2 separate regions of the Homo sapiens genome follow, and region 2 is linked to region 1. Evidence: chromatin loops called from intact Hi-C (ENCODE). Cell type or tissue: endothelial cell of umbilical vein. All regions are shown on one strand. Links, peaks and the distances in the headings refer to the core of each region. The heading gives the core; the rest is flanking DNA.

Region 1 (8,328 bases), core at 1,941-5,940:
GTTTTGCATTTATCAGTATGTATTGATGTTTTGATTAAACTATTAAATATTATTAAATATTATTCATTTTTAATTGAACAATAATTTATTAAATACCTGATAAGTGTCTCACATATTGAAAAGTTAAACAGGTCTGATATAAATTTTTCTTCACGATATATACAGTGAAATCAGAAAAATCAATAACTGGCTGTAAACTACATATGTAACAAAAATCTAAGGAGAGATGTTGAATAAAAAGCCTTAAAAAAAAAGAGAGAATGATCTATTATCATTGGAGTATATCAGAGAAGGAAAGCAAAATTAACATGTATTTAGTTTTTCCTTTTTACTTTTCCTTTTAAAGGAAAGCATTTTCCAATGCTTTTCCTTTTAAAGTCTATTTTACACATTAAGAAACTTAGTTTCAGAAAGCAGGAAGAGTCTTCCAAGATTTAATCACATAGGTAAAAACTTAGAAATCAAAACCTGTGTCATTTGATTCTTGGTCTTTTGTTTCTATCATTTGCTGCTCTGAAGAATGGAATGAGGAATTTGTAAGGTGAACAGGTCGAGGAGGCAAAGAACAATTAGGGCAGAGTGAAGAGCATGTGAAAACAATAAAGCATTGAACATGGCTAAAATGTAGGATATAGAATTTGTGGGAGAGTAAAGGAGGGTGAAAGATGTGTAAATTACGATAGGTTTTTAAACCATTCCAAGTATCGCCTCATGCTGAATTCCAGGTAAAATAAAAGAAAGTATTAAGCAGCTATATGCATAAGGAAAATAACTCCAGCATCATTTAAGAGAAACAGATGCATCAGGAAGAAGCGTGAGACAGAGGCCAGATAATCTGCTCTTGTTTTGAGTCTAAGTAGCCAATGCGACATATGGCAACACTGACTTGGATGATACTTGATTCATGTAATAATGTATCTCCCAGCATAGGCCAGAAAAACTGGTTTTGTAAGACATTTTGTTAGATATTTTGTTACTTATCTGATCAAGTAAGAATAAATCTTCAGAAATAGACTTATAATGAGAAATCTGAAGATAAGAATTTACTGGGGTGAGCAAGAGGAGAAGGTAATCCCAGGCAAAATACGTTCTCTATACTTCCAATGTTTGTACAATACCATTGCAGTGGTGAACTGAAAATCCCATTGGTTACTGGCCACCCTGTTTGCTTAAATTCTCTTGGCATGTCCTTGAAAATATTTTAGTCATTCTGACTTGAGTTTATCGTATCTTAACAGTGAAAAATGAAAGAAAGAATAAGTAAAATTAAAGCGTTTACAAAAGTTCTGGTAAAGGTACACATGTGCATGTGCACACATGCATAAACCATCCCAGAACAATGAGGCTACAAATATGGATAGTAATTTTCACTTAATACACCTTGTTTCTTTTTTTTTTTTTTGAGGCAGAGTCTCACTCTGTCACCCAGGCTGGAGTGCAGTAGCCCGATCTCGGCTCACTGCAAGCTCCGCCTCCCGGGTTCACGCCATTCTCCTGCCTCAGCTTCCCGAGACTACAGGCGCCTGCCACCACGCCCGGGTAATTTTTTTTTTTTTTTTTTTTTTTTTGTATTTTTAGTAGAGACGGGGTTTCACCATGTTAGCCACGATGGTCTAGATCTCCGATCTCCAGACCTAGTGATCCACCCGCCTTGGCCTCCCAAAGTGCTGGGATTAAAGGCTTGAGCCACTGCTCTTGGCCACCTTGTGTTTTTAATTTCAAATTGCATCGGAGGTTAATCATAAGTTAATGTACTTTTACTATATGTTAATATAATTATGATTTATCTGATATAATTCATTACTATTTATACTTGGATCTTTTGGAAACTGGGGCAATATTATGAATTTGAAAAAAGCAGGTATTTTTTCACATTTCTTATGGTAAAATTTAATTCACTGAAACCAACTGGGCTAAAATCCATTTTCTTTCAATGTAAACCATGAATCGTCTAGCAAAAGAAATTCCAAAATTGGATTGAAAGTTTTTCTAGATAGAATAAAAGTGAGAGAAGTGAAACATAATATTCTTTCCTGCTTTTAAACAGATCTACTTGAATGGACTCATTAACTTTTACACCTGAAAGAGATCAGAGATCATTTGATGAAATCTCCACATTTTACAGATGAGTAGCCATTCTGTTTCTAAAGATCTGTGTTTTATTTTTCCATTATTTTATGGAGTATAGTTTCCATCAAAAGACTGATGAGTGGTATGGAAGAAATTCATATTTATCTTTTACTTTAAAGAAACATGCTTTTATTTCTATAATATTCAAAATATTCTAAAAGATGTATTAAAGTTTTTTATTAAAGCACAGAATGAACCCACACTCCAGCATAACTGCTAAGCACTCTCCATTTTATATTTTCAACTTGCCTTTCAGCCACGCAAGTGGGAGAAGGGAAAATGAAATCAAGAAGGTCATTGTCCAAGTATTCTCACTTGTTTCTTATCAGGGATGAAAATCCACAACTGAAGTTGAAGATAGACTAAGCGGTAAACATGGTCAGTGCCACTTTGTGGAAGAGCAGCAAGAATCATCTTACTCGGGCATTTATTCCATGTAACTCTATTTCAGAACTCTAAACTGACTCCAAATCAAGTTTAATAATGGTCCTTCATTGAAGTCTGAACTTCAAACCATGGACTTCAAGTGCCTCTGTCAATCTATTTCTCAACTTACTAATTGTTCTCATTTCTTATTTGTAACTAATCACTGACAGTGCATAAAATGTGGCTTGAGCATGAAGAAAGAAACATATATAGAGATAATAATTTCCTCAATTTAGTGAAACTTACAGTCTTTTTTCTTTACCAAAAAATGGTCCGTTTGTAATTAATATTAATTACTTGAAACTGTAATGATCCTCATCAACTTCATGAATCAGCTATGTATGTGCCTTAGAAGAAGTCTACTTCATCTCCAACCAAAGTATAAGCCTTATTGGTCAAAAGGCAATCTCATTTTCCTTGTCAGCTCTTGGTTCAAAAAGAACATGCAACCCAGTTTCCACCAATAAGACTTGATGACAAGTTTGCTGGGATGGAGAGCATCTTTAGAAAAATTTTCCTCCTCACTAAGAGTGGAGCACAAAAAGTTATAATGTCTCTTCTTTTTCTAAACATAGTCACATAAGGGACCACTGCAACCACACCTTTACCATCCTGAGGAAGAAAGATGGCAGACCTGAGGACTGGAAAGAAAGCACATTTGACATCAAATTTCTTAAACAACTTAGAAACCAATTTTTCTCTAAATTTCTGTCTCTAAATGTTTTCTCTAAATTATGTGAGATAATACCTTTCTCTGTTAGGCAAGTCTCTAAAGTTTTTCTTTTCCTTGAAGCAGAGATTATCCTAATACAAATGGGGTAAGGATTATTTCAGCTGAAAATACGGAATTGTTTAGTTAGTGTTTTTCCATGTACATTGGCCCTCTCAAAAATTATTTCTTTATATGAAAATACATTTTGTTAATATCGTGTATATACTACATAATTCCAAGGAACATATAATATTTGTCTGTATCCATTTCACTGTACTGAGTCATCTGACTGGGAACCTGGTGTTTGGCAAAAATCCTAACACAAAATATAGGCTATTCAAAGCTTCACTATATTACTGGGAGCGGAAACGGCTGTTTGTAAAGTTCTTTTGTGACAACATTTTTGTGATATATGAAATAAAAACAAATGGATTGAATTTCTCATAAATCAGTGTTTAAAGTAACCAAAATAATGAGAGAAAATTGTTTTTTGCCAAAAAAGATATATTTTAAGTATCACTGAAGTCATTTCCAGCTTCTCTTTTCTAATCCCAATAAATTCACTACTGAAAATTATGAAAGGGTTGTACATAGCTAAAACCAAGGTTACAAATGTGTGTGAAAAATCTTGGCAAGTCACGTTAAAATACAGAATGGCACCATGGCCTGGGTGAAGAGCAATACTTATTCTCCTAATTAAATATAAGCAAACCTCTGATTTCTACCTGACTCACCAATTTGGAATGTAGCTTTTTTGAAATGTTTGTACCAAAAGAAAGACTAATTGTTTTAACTTTTAAATGATAAAGTAACATGCCTTATTTCTCTCCAGACACATTCCACTGGAACAATAGCTAGAGATAATCTGTTACTCTCAGGATATCCTCTCAGTGTAAATTGGGATTTTGCAGTTCATAACCCATAACCAATAGTATAAACAAGATGAAATATAGCCATTTGTAGAGAGAGTTGCCAAAAAGATGTGTTTTCTGTTTTCTTCATTATGATCATTTAAAATTTTTTCATTAAAACTTTCTTGTACTTATTTCTTTTCTTGAAGATATATTTGAAATAATTCATCCGTAGGATTCTTAGGATTTAAACAACAGCAAGAACAAACACAACAACTTTATTTTTTAGTGTCATTAATTCAAATAGGTTAGATTTCACTTACCAAATCATTCAACTTTAATTTTTAAGCACTTAACATAAGACAAGTACTGTATTCAATGCAGAAAGCATGATAGTAAGATAGACACTAAGCCTATGTCTCTGCATTTTTCAGTCTTTAAAAGGGCAGAAAAGTAAACAAACCGTAACACCAAATGTATTTAGAGCTACAATACAGGAAGTGCAAAATCTAGTAAAATCACAGAGCAGGAGCAATGAGCTAGTTTATGAGGTCAAGGAAGATTCCTAGAGGAAATGATATTTAATTCATGTTTTCAAATTTGAGGTTGATCAATTTAGTAAATCAAATAGAGTAGAAAAGAACAGAAACTATGAGGTTGCATTGCACATAAAATGTGTAAGTATTGTTTCAAGAAGTACTTTTTCCAGTTTTTTTTTTTTTTTATCCTCTAGAATATATTTATTAATTGTATTTAATTGCAGGATTTTACATTGATCACAATTAAAATTACTATCTTTTCTGTATGCCCACTGTTCTGTCTGCTCAGTATATTTTTTTTTTTTCTTTCTTGTTATCTCTTTTTTTTTTTTTTTTTTAACTTTTTTTTTTTATTATTATACTTTAAGTTTTAGGGTACATGTGCACATTGTGCAGGTTAGTTACATATGTATACATGTGCCATGCTGGTGCACTGCACCCACTAACGTGTCATCTAGCATTAGGTATATCTCCCAATGCTATCCCTCCCCCCTCCCCCGACCCCACCACAGTCCCCAGAGTGTGATATTCCCCTTCCTGTGTCCATGTGATCTCATTGTTCAATTCCCACCTATGAGTGGGAATATGCGGTGTTTGGTTTTTTGTTCTTGCGATAGTTTACTGAGAATGATGGTTTCCAATTTCATCCATGTCCCTACAAAGGACATGAACTCATCATTTTTTATGGCTGCATAGTATTCCATGGTGTATATGTGCCACATTTTCTTAATCCAGTCTATCATTGTTGGACATTTGGGTTGGTTCCAAGTCTTTGCTATTGTGAATAATGCCGCAATAAACATACGTGTGCATGTGTCTTTATAGCAGCATGATTTATAGTCCTTTGGGTATATACCCAGTAATGGGATGGCTGGGTCAAATGGTATTTCTAGTTCTAGATCCCTGAGGAATCGCCACACTGACTTCCACAATGGTTGAACTAGTTTACAGTCCAACCAACAGTGTAAAAGTGTTCCTATTTCTCCACATCCTCTCCAGCACCTGTTGTTTCCTGACTTTTTAATGATTGCCATTCTAACTGGTGTGAGATGATATTTCATAGTGGTTTTGATTTGCATTTCTCTGATGGCCAGTGATGATGAGCATTTTTTCATGTGTTTTTTGGCTGCATAAATGTCTTCTTTTGAGAAGTGTCTGTTCATGTCCTTCCCCCACTTTTTGATGGGGTTGTTTGTTTTTTTCTTGTAAATTTGTTTGAGTTCATTGTAGATTCTGGATATTAGCCCTTTGTCAGATGAGTAGGTTGCGAAAATTTTCTCCCATGTTGTAGGTTGCCTGTTCACTCTGATGGTAGTTTCTTTTGCTGTGCAGAAGCTCTTTAGTTTAATTAGATCCCATTTGTCAATTTTGGCTTTTGTTGCCATTGCTTTTGGTGTTTTGGACATGAAGTCCTTGCCCACGCCTATGTCCTGAATGGTAATGCCTAGGTTTTCTTCTAGGGTTTTTATGGTTTTAGGTCTAACGTTTAAATCTTTAATCCATCTTGAATTGATTTTTGTATAAGGTGTAAGGAAGGGATCCAGTTTCAGCTTTCTACATATGGCTAGCCAGTTTTCCCAGCACCATTTATTAAATAGGGAATCCTTTCCCCATTGCTTGTTTTTCTCAGGTTTGTCAAAGATCAGATAGTTGTAGATATGCGGCATTATTTCTGAGGGCTCTGTTCTGTTCCATTGATCTATATCTCTGTTTTGGTACCAGTACCATGCTGTTTTGGTTACTGTAGCCTTGTAGTATAGTTTGAAGTCAGGTAGTGTGATGCCTCCAGCTTTGTTCTTTTGGCTTAGGATTGACTTGGCGATGCGGGCTCTTTTTTGGTTCCATATGAACTTTAAAGTAGTTTTTTCCAATTCTGTGAAGAAAGTCATTGGTAGTTTGATGGGGATGGCATTGAATCTGTAAATTACCTTGGGCAGTATGGCCATTTTCATGATATTGATTCTTCCTACCCATGAGCATGGAATGTTCTTCCATTTGTTTGTGTCCTCTTTTATTTCCTTGAGCAGTGGTTTGTAGCTCTCCTTGAAGAGGTCCTTCACATCCCTTGTAAGTTGGATTCCTAGGTATTTTATTCTCTTTGAAGCAATTGTGAATGGGAGTTCACTCATGATTTGGCTCTCTGTTTGTCTGTTGTTGGTGTATAAGAATGCTTGTGATTTTTGTACATTGATTTTGTATCCTGAGACTTTGCTGAAGTTGCTTATCAGCTTAAGGAGATTTTGGGCTGAGACAATGGGGTTTTCTAGATAAACAATCATGTCATCTGCAAACAGGGACAATTTGACTTCCTCTTTTCCTAATTGAATACCCTTTATTTCCTTCTCCTGCCTGATTGCCCTGGCCAGAACTTCCAACACTATGTTGAATAGGAGCAGTGAGAGAGGGCATCCCTGTCTTGTGCCAGTTTTCAAAGGGAATGCTTCCAGTTTTTGCCCATTCAGTATGATATTGGCTGTGGGTTTGTCATAGATAGCTCTTATTATTTTGAAATACGTCCCATCAATACCTAATTTATTGAGAGTTTTTAGCATGAAGGGTTGTTGAATTTTGTCAAAGGCTTTTTCTGCATCTATTGAGATAATCATGTGGTTTTTGTCTTTGGCTCTGTTTATATGCTGGATTACATTTATTGATTTGCGTATATTGAACCAGCCTTGCATCCCAGGGATGAAGCCCACTTGATCATGGTGGATAACCTTTTTGATGTGCTGCTGGATTCGGTTTGCCAGTATTTTATTGAGGATTTTTGCATCAATGTTCATCAAGGATATTGGTCTAAAATTCTCTTTTTTGGTTGTGTCTCTGCCCGGCTTTGGTATCAGAATGATGCTGGCCTCATAAAATGAGTTAGGGAGGATTCCCTCTTTTTCTATTGATTGGAATAGTTTCAGAAGGAATGGTACCAGTTCCTCCTTGTACCTCTGGTAGAATTCGGCTGTGAATCCATCTGGTCCTGGACTCTTTTTGGTTGGTAAACTATTGATTATTGCCACAATTTCAGAGCCTGTTATTGGTCTATTCAGAGATTCAACTTCTTCCTGGTTTAGTCTTGGGAGAGTGTATGTGTCGAGGAATGTATCCATTTCTTCCAGATTTTCTAGTTTATTTGCATAGAGGTGTTTGTAGTATTCTCTGATGGTAGTTTGTATTTCTGTGGGATTGGTGGTGATATCCCCTTTATCATTTTTTATTGTGTCTATTTGATTCTTCTCTCTTTTTTTCTTTATTAGTCTTGCTAGCGGTCTATCAATTTTGTTGATCCTTTCAAAAAACCAGCTCCTGGATTCATTGATTTTTTGAAGGGTTTTTTGTGTCTCTATTTCCTTCAGTTCTGCTCTGATTTTAGTTATTTCTTGCCTTCTGCTAGCTTTTGAATGTGTTTGCTCTTGCTTTTCTAGTTCTTTTAATTGAGATGTTAGGGTGTCAATTTTGGATCTTTCCTGCTTTCTCTTGTAGGCATTTAGTGCTATAAATTTCCCTCTACACACTGCTTTGAATGCGTCCCAGAGATTCTGGTATGTGGTGTCTTTGTTCTCATTGGTTTCAAAGAACATCTTTATTTCTGCCTTCATTTTGTTATGTACCCAGTAGTCATTCAGGAGCAGGTTGTTCAGTTTCCATGTAGTTGAGCAGCTTTGAGTGAGATTCT
Region 2 (8,328 bases), core at 2,834-6,833, 310 kb before region 1:
TTTATTTGTTGAAATTCTGTGTTTTCCAAATGTTAAATACTTTAAGCAGAAAATGTTTAATCATATTATCAAATGAAGAGTAATAAAATAAAAGGTATGATTTTGTAGCCAAGAATATTTAAAAAGAGGACTCTGAAACAATTATTGCAATAAAAAATTTTTAAAAAGCACAACTTTCAATATTTTTCTCTCCCACATTTTTGTTTGCTCATGTGCAAATAAAACAAATGAAGCAAAATTTCTGTCTGTAGATGACATGGTTTGTGTTTGTCTTTTTCTAATGTAGTATTTCTTGTACTTGTGCAAAATGTAATTATTATTACCAAAGGATTAAATATAAATTATAGTTAGAAAAACGGGTAACAAATAGACATAAAAAGTAACATCTTCACAGGAACTCAACAAATAAAAATACATTAACCTCTTAAAAGCAACATTCACTTACAAAATTCTATCATGTAACTTAGCTAGTTTCTGCAGAACTCTTTAGCAGCCATCAATTTGATACAGAAGAAAAGGATAAACACCAATTAGGTAAACAGTTAAGGCTGGTCCTCAGAGAAGCACCCTGCCTGAAAAATCACAGCTACAGGCAAAAATAGAGCAGGCTGGGGAAAACTTGGGCTGCACCTGCACAGATAAGCAGGCAAAGCAGGCATGGTCCAACACAGAAGCCTTTTGTTCTTTGTGTAATTGGCAGGCACCCAGGAAAAGTTTCCTCCCCTTCTCAGACATGTATACGATGGGAACTTGCACAGGGAGGAGAGGGGCTTACCTAAAACAAACCCACATTTATACAAACAAAAGAAGTGCACATTGTGCCTGCCTAGAGACATACCCAGAACTACATACGCAAGGGGGAATTATGCAGACAGCTTTATGGATAAGAGAAGTTACTCAAACAGCTATAGAGATGAGAGGAGTTTCTCATAAAAGCTTTTGGATTCAACTGTAAAAACAGCAACCCACTTGGGTTCCCCTCTCCACTGAGGAGAGCTTTTTTCTTTCACTTATTAAACTTTCACTCCAACCTCACTCTCTTTGTGTCCTCAATTGTCTCAGTCATGAGACAACAAGATCAGATACTACCTTAGATGAGACCAGTGACGTTCCACTGTTTCAAATTAACATAGTAATCTGAAATACTCATTTGAATACAATTTTAGTTTTTTTAATCACTATGAAGTTAATCTCTGCATAATTATTTCAGTGTAAAGCAGTGTCACATACATCCACATCATGTATCTTTTGACCTTTAGGTTGTGGACTCAAACCTTGAAATTTATTTGTTTACCCCAAACCTGATAGTTCTCCTAAAGTCAAAGCTTTGCTTTCAATACATATGCAGCACTTTCAAGGTAAACCATGTCACCTTGGAAATTGTTATAAGATTTTTTAACTGCATTCAACTTTGCGCAGTTTAGATCAGAGTGTTCCAGCTTAATTTCTGAATCTCATATGATTATTAAGATAATAGAGAAGCAGGGAGTGGGGATTGTGAATCCAGGTTGCAGAATTTCAAGTTTTTGTTTAGTTGCTTCCCTATGACTAATGAAATCAGCATAAAGTAGTGTTCATTTTGGGGTAACTCTGACCTATGAAGTGGAGGAATTTAGAAATATTTAAAAATCACTTCTAATTTTGTATCAAATAGCAGGTTGATAGAGCTAAAAGATGTAGTAGCAGTGAGATAACTGAGTCGTTTGTATCATTTAGGCAGAACCATTCTATAACCGAAGGCTTTCTTTATTCTAAAAGCTGATAATTATAATTTATTCTTGAAGCATACACTTAACACTTTTGTTTGAGTACATAAAACAGCAGACAGTGTTTGAGTGTTATATCAATCATTTTTACCTACATTTTTCCTCTCTCATGATAAAGAGACTTTTAGAAATAAAATTCAGATGAACCAAGTAACAATCACAGAGTCAGTGAACAAAAACCCCAATTAAAATGGAGAACTTAGAAATTACTCAATGAATTCAATTCCTTAAAGTATATCATTTTTTTCACAAAACAAGTAACAAGCCTGCCCTCCTTTTCCCTAACCTATAATTTCCCTACTCCCATCTTTGCCCCAAATAATCTTATTGCCTGATTCATTTTTCTTATATAATAATAATGATAATAATAATAATGTGTCACCATTTACCTAGCTCTTAAAATGTAAAACTTTCTGTGCAAAAGAACTTGGCATATTCTGTCTCTTCTAATTCTTTGAATAAATGCAGAGTTAGGTAGTATTTTACATTAGGAAAATAGATTCAGAGACTAGACATATCTAAATTAAAGGCACACAGGTACTAAATAACAGAGCCAGGATTCTATTTAGGTTAGTCTGTTTACTCCATCTTTGATGGTGTTAACCACCAATCTATAAGGCATCCTTGAAGGATCAGGACTCAGGAGGCCTAAAAAGTTAGATAGAAATCTCTAACTTAAAACTTTACAACCTAAAATAATGCATGATTTTCCCTTTCAGCATTTATGTACATTAATATGGATGTGTTTTATTGTAGCCCCAACTGTATGCATGGCATTGATGATCTTACCAAGTATTTTTAACTGCTAAAATAATTTTCCATTGTATAATAAAATTACATTAGACTAAAATCTTTTGAATTTTTAGGTTGGCACAAAAGTAATTGAGGTTTATGCCATTGAAAGTCAATGTATGCCAACCTAATATTATTTAGTTTTGGAATAGAATGCATTTTCTCTCTTTCAGTCTTCTTTCTTCATTCTTAATAACATTTCTAGAATATATCCTAAAGTTTATACTGAGAAAAAACTCAGGTATTTAATACATGGTCAAGATGCAAATACATAGAAATGTGTGTGTGTGTGTTTGTATGCAAATGTATATATACATATATGTATATTGCATGCATGTAATAGCATATACAATTATGAATATATATACTGCAAATATATGTATATCTTTTTTATTTAAGGAAATATTCTGAAGTCAAAAGAGCATTAAATATTATAAAACTAAGTGAAGATTAGAGAACTAATATTCTTTAACACAATTCTAGGCATTAAAACGGGTAGTGGCAAATGAATTCTGAAAAGCAGAATCTTAAATGAAACTGAAAAAGATGCTATGTTACTGCCATGAATTTAACATGAACGTAACTTGTCTCTACCTGCAGGTGTTAAGTGTGACATTTCTTTGTTTTTACAGTGAAGTAGAATAAGTATCACAACTCTTAAATGTATACAATAAAGGAAATTTTGGTTGCAAAAGAAGCATGTAGTTGTGTATTTGACTTTTACAATATCATGGTACTTTAACCCTGATTATCAACCTGAATATTCTCCTTCAAAAAAGAAAAGAGAAAAAGAAAAATAAAGATCTTAGTAACTCAGAGTAAATTATTGAAAAGTGATCTGTTTTATCTCTGCCTGCCTTGAAGAAATATTGTGCTTTAAAAGGTTTTCATGTAAACAGGACACATTGACTCTTTTCTTTCTCCCTCCTTCCTTCTTTTTTGTTGTCTGTCTCCTTTTTCTCCCTTTCCTTTCCCTCTCCTTCCTTCCTTCCTTCCTTCCTTCCTTCCTTCCTTCCTTCCTTCCTTCCTTCCTTCCTTCCAACTAACTTGTTCATTTTGAGTCAACGCTGTCCCCACTAACTGCCATGGTTTTTGCAACAGAATATTGTGGAGTGAATAAGCACACATACTGTCTAATTTCCCATTCCTCGTACACAGCACTAATCCCAGAGCTCTGCAACCATACTTTAGTCAGAAGTTGTATTGATAAAATATTATTTTCAATTATTACATAAACATAGAATTCTTGTACTGTAGAAAAGTTTTGATTTTGTTTTGTTTTGTTTTTTAGATGGGTGGGGCTGTAGGTGCAGTGGCTCATGGCTGTGGTCCCGGCACTTTGGGAGGCCAAGGCAGGAGGATCATTTGAGCCCAGGAGTCCAAGACCAGCCTGGGCAACATAGGGAGATCCCATCTCTACAAGTTTTTTTTTTTTTTTTTTTTTTTTAATTAGCCAGGTATGGTGACATGTGCCTGTAGTCCAGGCTACTTGGGAGGCTGAGGTGGGAGTATCCCTTGGACCAGGGAGTTTGAAGTTGCAGTGAGTCATGGTTGCACCACTGCACCGTAGCCTGAGCAGCAGAGCTAGACCCTATTTCAAAAATAAATAAATAAATAAAGAAAAGAAAAGAAAAGAAAAAGGAAAAAAAAAGAAAGGAAGGTAAAAGAAACTCGAGGAGAGACAGCTGCTGATTCCTTTTTGGATATTTGTGCATTAAGTTATGAAAATGAGTCCTAGACACACTTTAGTGCCGGGGAGCTGTGACATCCTCCTAAAGACCACTGTTCGTTATGGCCAAGAACCAAATAAGGTCTAGTGGATGGTATAACATGTATTATTTGTAATACCTTCATTATTGAGGGGGTTTCCTCAGGAGGATTATCTGTCCAGAAACATCAGAAAGCTTTGCTAAGAGGATGGCAATGCAGGAGGTAACTGCACTTGCTCTTCAGTCTGAAACCGCAGAGTAATTTCTGTCCGTCATAGAAACATTATAACAATGGGGCACTCCCTTTTAAAGAAAATGCCAGGGCTCCAGTAAGACGGGGCTTGCTGAAAAGAATTAAGGTGCAATGGAGGGAGATGTTGCAGGGCTTGCAGAACTTTGTGCTATGACTCATTTGCAACCTTTTGCAAAACTTAATGTGGCAAAAGTACTGGGTTATTATGATGTACCATGTGGTATCCCAATTTGTCATCTTCACTTGACATAGCTTTTATTGAGGGGTACAAGAAGAAACCCCACATTGGCTGAGGAAAATTTTTCTACTTACATCCCACACGGAGATTTAAAAATACATTCCTAGAATATGGCATTTACAGGAACATGTTTCACTTTAGTACTTCTGAAAGAAGACAGCTTTTTTTACCCTTCGAGTGGAAGAATCTATGATTCTAACACGTCACCACTAGAGGGCCAGTGGAACACACCTTATTTGGTAAATGGTGATGGGTCTGGGCGATGCAGTCTCCAAACATTTGAGTTTACTTTGCATCGTTTATCTTTTTGCAGTATTGACTGTTTTATTATTTAAAATGATATTCTAAATTTCTTTTTTCTTGTCACTTTACTGTTTTTAATTTTAGAAAACATCATGTCCATTATTTCAAGCACTGAGTCGGGAGCAAATTAGAATATTTTATTCTGCAGAGAAAAAATTATTGCATGGAAGACTATTCCTTCCCAAGCCCCATTATTTTCCAATATAATCACTTGTTTTAGTTTATAATGTAGTTGTTATAATGACATGCGATGTGGGAAGCTGAAAAAGGAAAATATAAAAACCTGCACAATGTAACAATGATTGGAGAAAGGCATCTCATTTCTTTCATTGCAAAAAATGGAATACTTTCCATGAGATAGCTCATAAATGAGAACATCATGGTAATGTAGTGGTTTTGGAATGTACAGAAGTTAAACTTTATAAAGACAAATATCAATATATCTCAAGCAAAACGTCTGCCCAAAGCAATCAGTAGCAAATGTCTTCATATATTTATTACTAGACTATTTCTAATTTCAGATAATAATAGTCTGTTATGTAAAGCATAAGACAATAGAATTTCTGCTTTCAGAGACTAATTTTTATGAATGATAATATATAGAGATGACAGAAATAATAGGCTATGAAGTTTTCAATGTTAACTTTGTTCAAAATCCTTTTTTATAATGTTAGAGAACATCATATTTCTTGAGTGCAATAAATGTGTCAGCGATGACCCCAATATAAAAGACTTAGATTACTTTCTGGGTTTTATCAAACCTTACTTGGTTTGATTTTCAACTGGACATTTGGATCAAGTAATTATACAATGATTGGCATATGATGACAATGTGGTGCCCTGACTTGCAAGCATGCTTAAAATGAATGAATGAGTATATATATATATATATATATATGTATATATATATATGTATATATATATATATATATATATAGTCTCTCTCTATCTCTCTATATAATATATACTCCTACTAATAACAGGTTTCCTCTCCTTCTTCCTTTAATACTACTTATTATATATATATAATGAGTATATATATTTATGTCTTTATGGCATGTATACATAGTTTTTCACATATATGTGAGTTTTCATATATAGGTAGTGATTTTAGAAACATTTGTAGTTTTTCTTCTTCTACTAAAAAATTAATTATATATTATCCTATTATTCTTCACCTATTTCTGTTATGGTAACTGCCACATTGCATAAGATTATTTGCCCAAATGTTAGTTGCTCCTACTCATCCATGAACTCTCTGAGGAGCAAGACAATGTATATTATTCATCCCCAAATCATCACATCTATTTATGGTTTGGTCCTTAATAGAAATTCAGTAACTTTAATTAGACTTCTTTTAGTGATGGTAAATTTGGGAACAAATGAAATAGACTTTATTTTACTTTTTTTTCTCTCCAGTCTCCTGAGTGTAGATATTTATTGTTCTTTGTAGATGACTTACAACCTAACCTCAAAAACACTGCTAATTAACACTTCTATGATGTGTGATGTGCACTGGTGTCAGACAGAACAGATTCTAATCATTGCTTCACTACTTAGCAATAGTGATAGTAATAGGAGCTAACATGCTGAACATTTGCTGTATGTCAGGTGCTGTTCAAAATACTTGATGCATTCTTTAACTCAATAAATGCCTTGATAAAATTTGGCAAAATGCCCATTTTAAAAAATTCTTTCAACTTGGAGTATCTGTATGTCTTTGTCTAGAGTTAATGACATACCAAATATAAAGCAACTGCCACTATTAGCTTTCCTGCTAATAACAGGTTTCCTCCCCTCTTTCCTTTAATAAAACTTTTTTGTTCATTGATGATCATAATTGCAATGTTCACTGCTTCTACCACTGACTCAACACTTGCATTGAGGCAGTAACTCACTAGGTATTTTATGTAAGTATCTTGTCTCATTTTTAAAATAACAACATGTAATTGCTAGCATCTTCTTTCCTTAATATGCTAGGAAAATGAGACAGAAAAAGGGTAATGTATAACTTGACTATTGACCCTATAAAAGAGCAATGTGTAAGTTGCCTATTGACCCTATAACCATTTGGGGATTTAAGCACAGTCACAGTCTGATATGGACGACTATTGTTTGTTTAACCTCTATTGATACTGTTACCTAAATCCACAAAAACAGAGTTCATCATCGATCTGTTGTGCTTCAATAAATGACTTCTGGACCAGCTTTATATACTGGTACCTTTTTGTTTACACTATATTGACTCATTATTTTGTCACTCTGTTCTGTGGAAACCTACCTGAATTTTTTTTTCTCATGTTCTTCTTTTGAAATTTTAATTTTAATTGACAAATAATAATTCCATATACTTGTGGGGTACAACGTGATATTTTGGTATATATTTACAATGTGAATAATTAAATCAGGCTAATTCACAAACTTTTTATTTCAAATGACATTATTCAATTTAGCATTCACTTAGGTTATTAGTTAGAAGAATGTAGACTGATTAGGTGTTCTTCCTCTGCCTCTCTCTTCATCTGTCATGCATAGTCGATCGTATTCTCTCTGCCTCATAAGGTTGTAAGAATAAAATGAAAACAAAAACAGGTGAGAAGTTAAGGAAATAACTTCAATTAATTATCACCACTTATATTTGATTTTAAAGAAGAGATTTAGAATATCTTTAAATCTTTGTTCACAGAAACGTTACACAACATGATAACATGTCAGGTCACAATATTTTCAATGTAGAACTGCTGCCTCAATATAACCAAAAAATCAATCTCATTAATGGTTTAAGAATTAAAATAGATTTTATATCATTATGCTCGTTAATGAAGAGACTTACTTGAGACTGAAGGCTGAATTGAGACTTACATTGACTTTGTTTGATCTACAAGCAATTATTTGAAAAATACGCTGCTCTTTTTCATTACCTTTATAAACAAGCAAGTAGCCCTTGTAAGCTATTGCACGAAATACAATTTGAATTAGAATATCCACATATATCTAGTTCACAAAAATTTAATTTTGTACGTACATATTATATTATACACATTTTTATGTTTATAATAATTTATGAGGGTTCGAATATTGGTATTTAATGTATGGTGTGAAATAATTTGTAGTGAACTTGAACTTGCTGTTTACTAATATTGATTATCTTGGAATGTTACAAGATTATTTTCTAAAATGTAATTTGCATAATCATAAGCAAAATCCCACTTAGTTATGGACCATATGCAGCCAGAAGAAAAGTAAAAGGTGTAAAGATTCAGGATT

Evidence for each region. Peaks named below come from ENCODE experiments on the same cell type or tissue, not always from the same donor. Only the 100,000 strongest peaks of a DNase experiment are listed, where the experiment ranks them.
Region 2: it touches region 1 in a loop (2.1-fold over the local background); 1 of 110 quality-filtered maps calls a loop at or near these places.

Annotation. Positions count from the first base shown.
Region 1 is chr12:90,539,308-90,547,635 of GRCh38, reverse strand. No RefSeq gene overlaps it. Among named protein-coding and RNA genes, the nearest start is that of LINC02822, 50 kb to the left of the region's middle. In endothelial cell of umbilical vein, for the core only: no CTCF peak of the experiment used is centred there; DNase peaks (open chromatin) are centred at 3,595 and 4,015; H3K27ac peaks cover 1,679 bases.
Region 2 is chr12:90,850,870-90,859,197 of GRCh38, reverse strand. No RefSeq gene overlaps it. Among named protein-coding and RNA genes, the nearest start is that of LINC00615, 63 kb to the left of the region's middle. In endothelial cell of umbilical vein, for the core only: a CTCF peak has its summit at 4,971; a DNase peak (open chromatin) is centred at 4,957.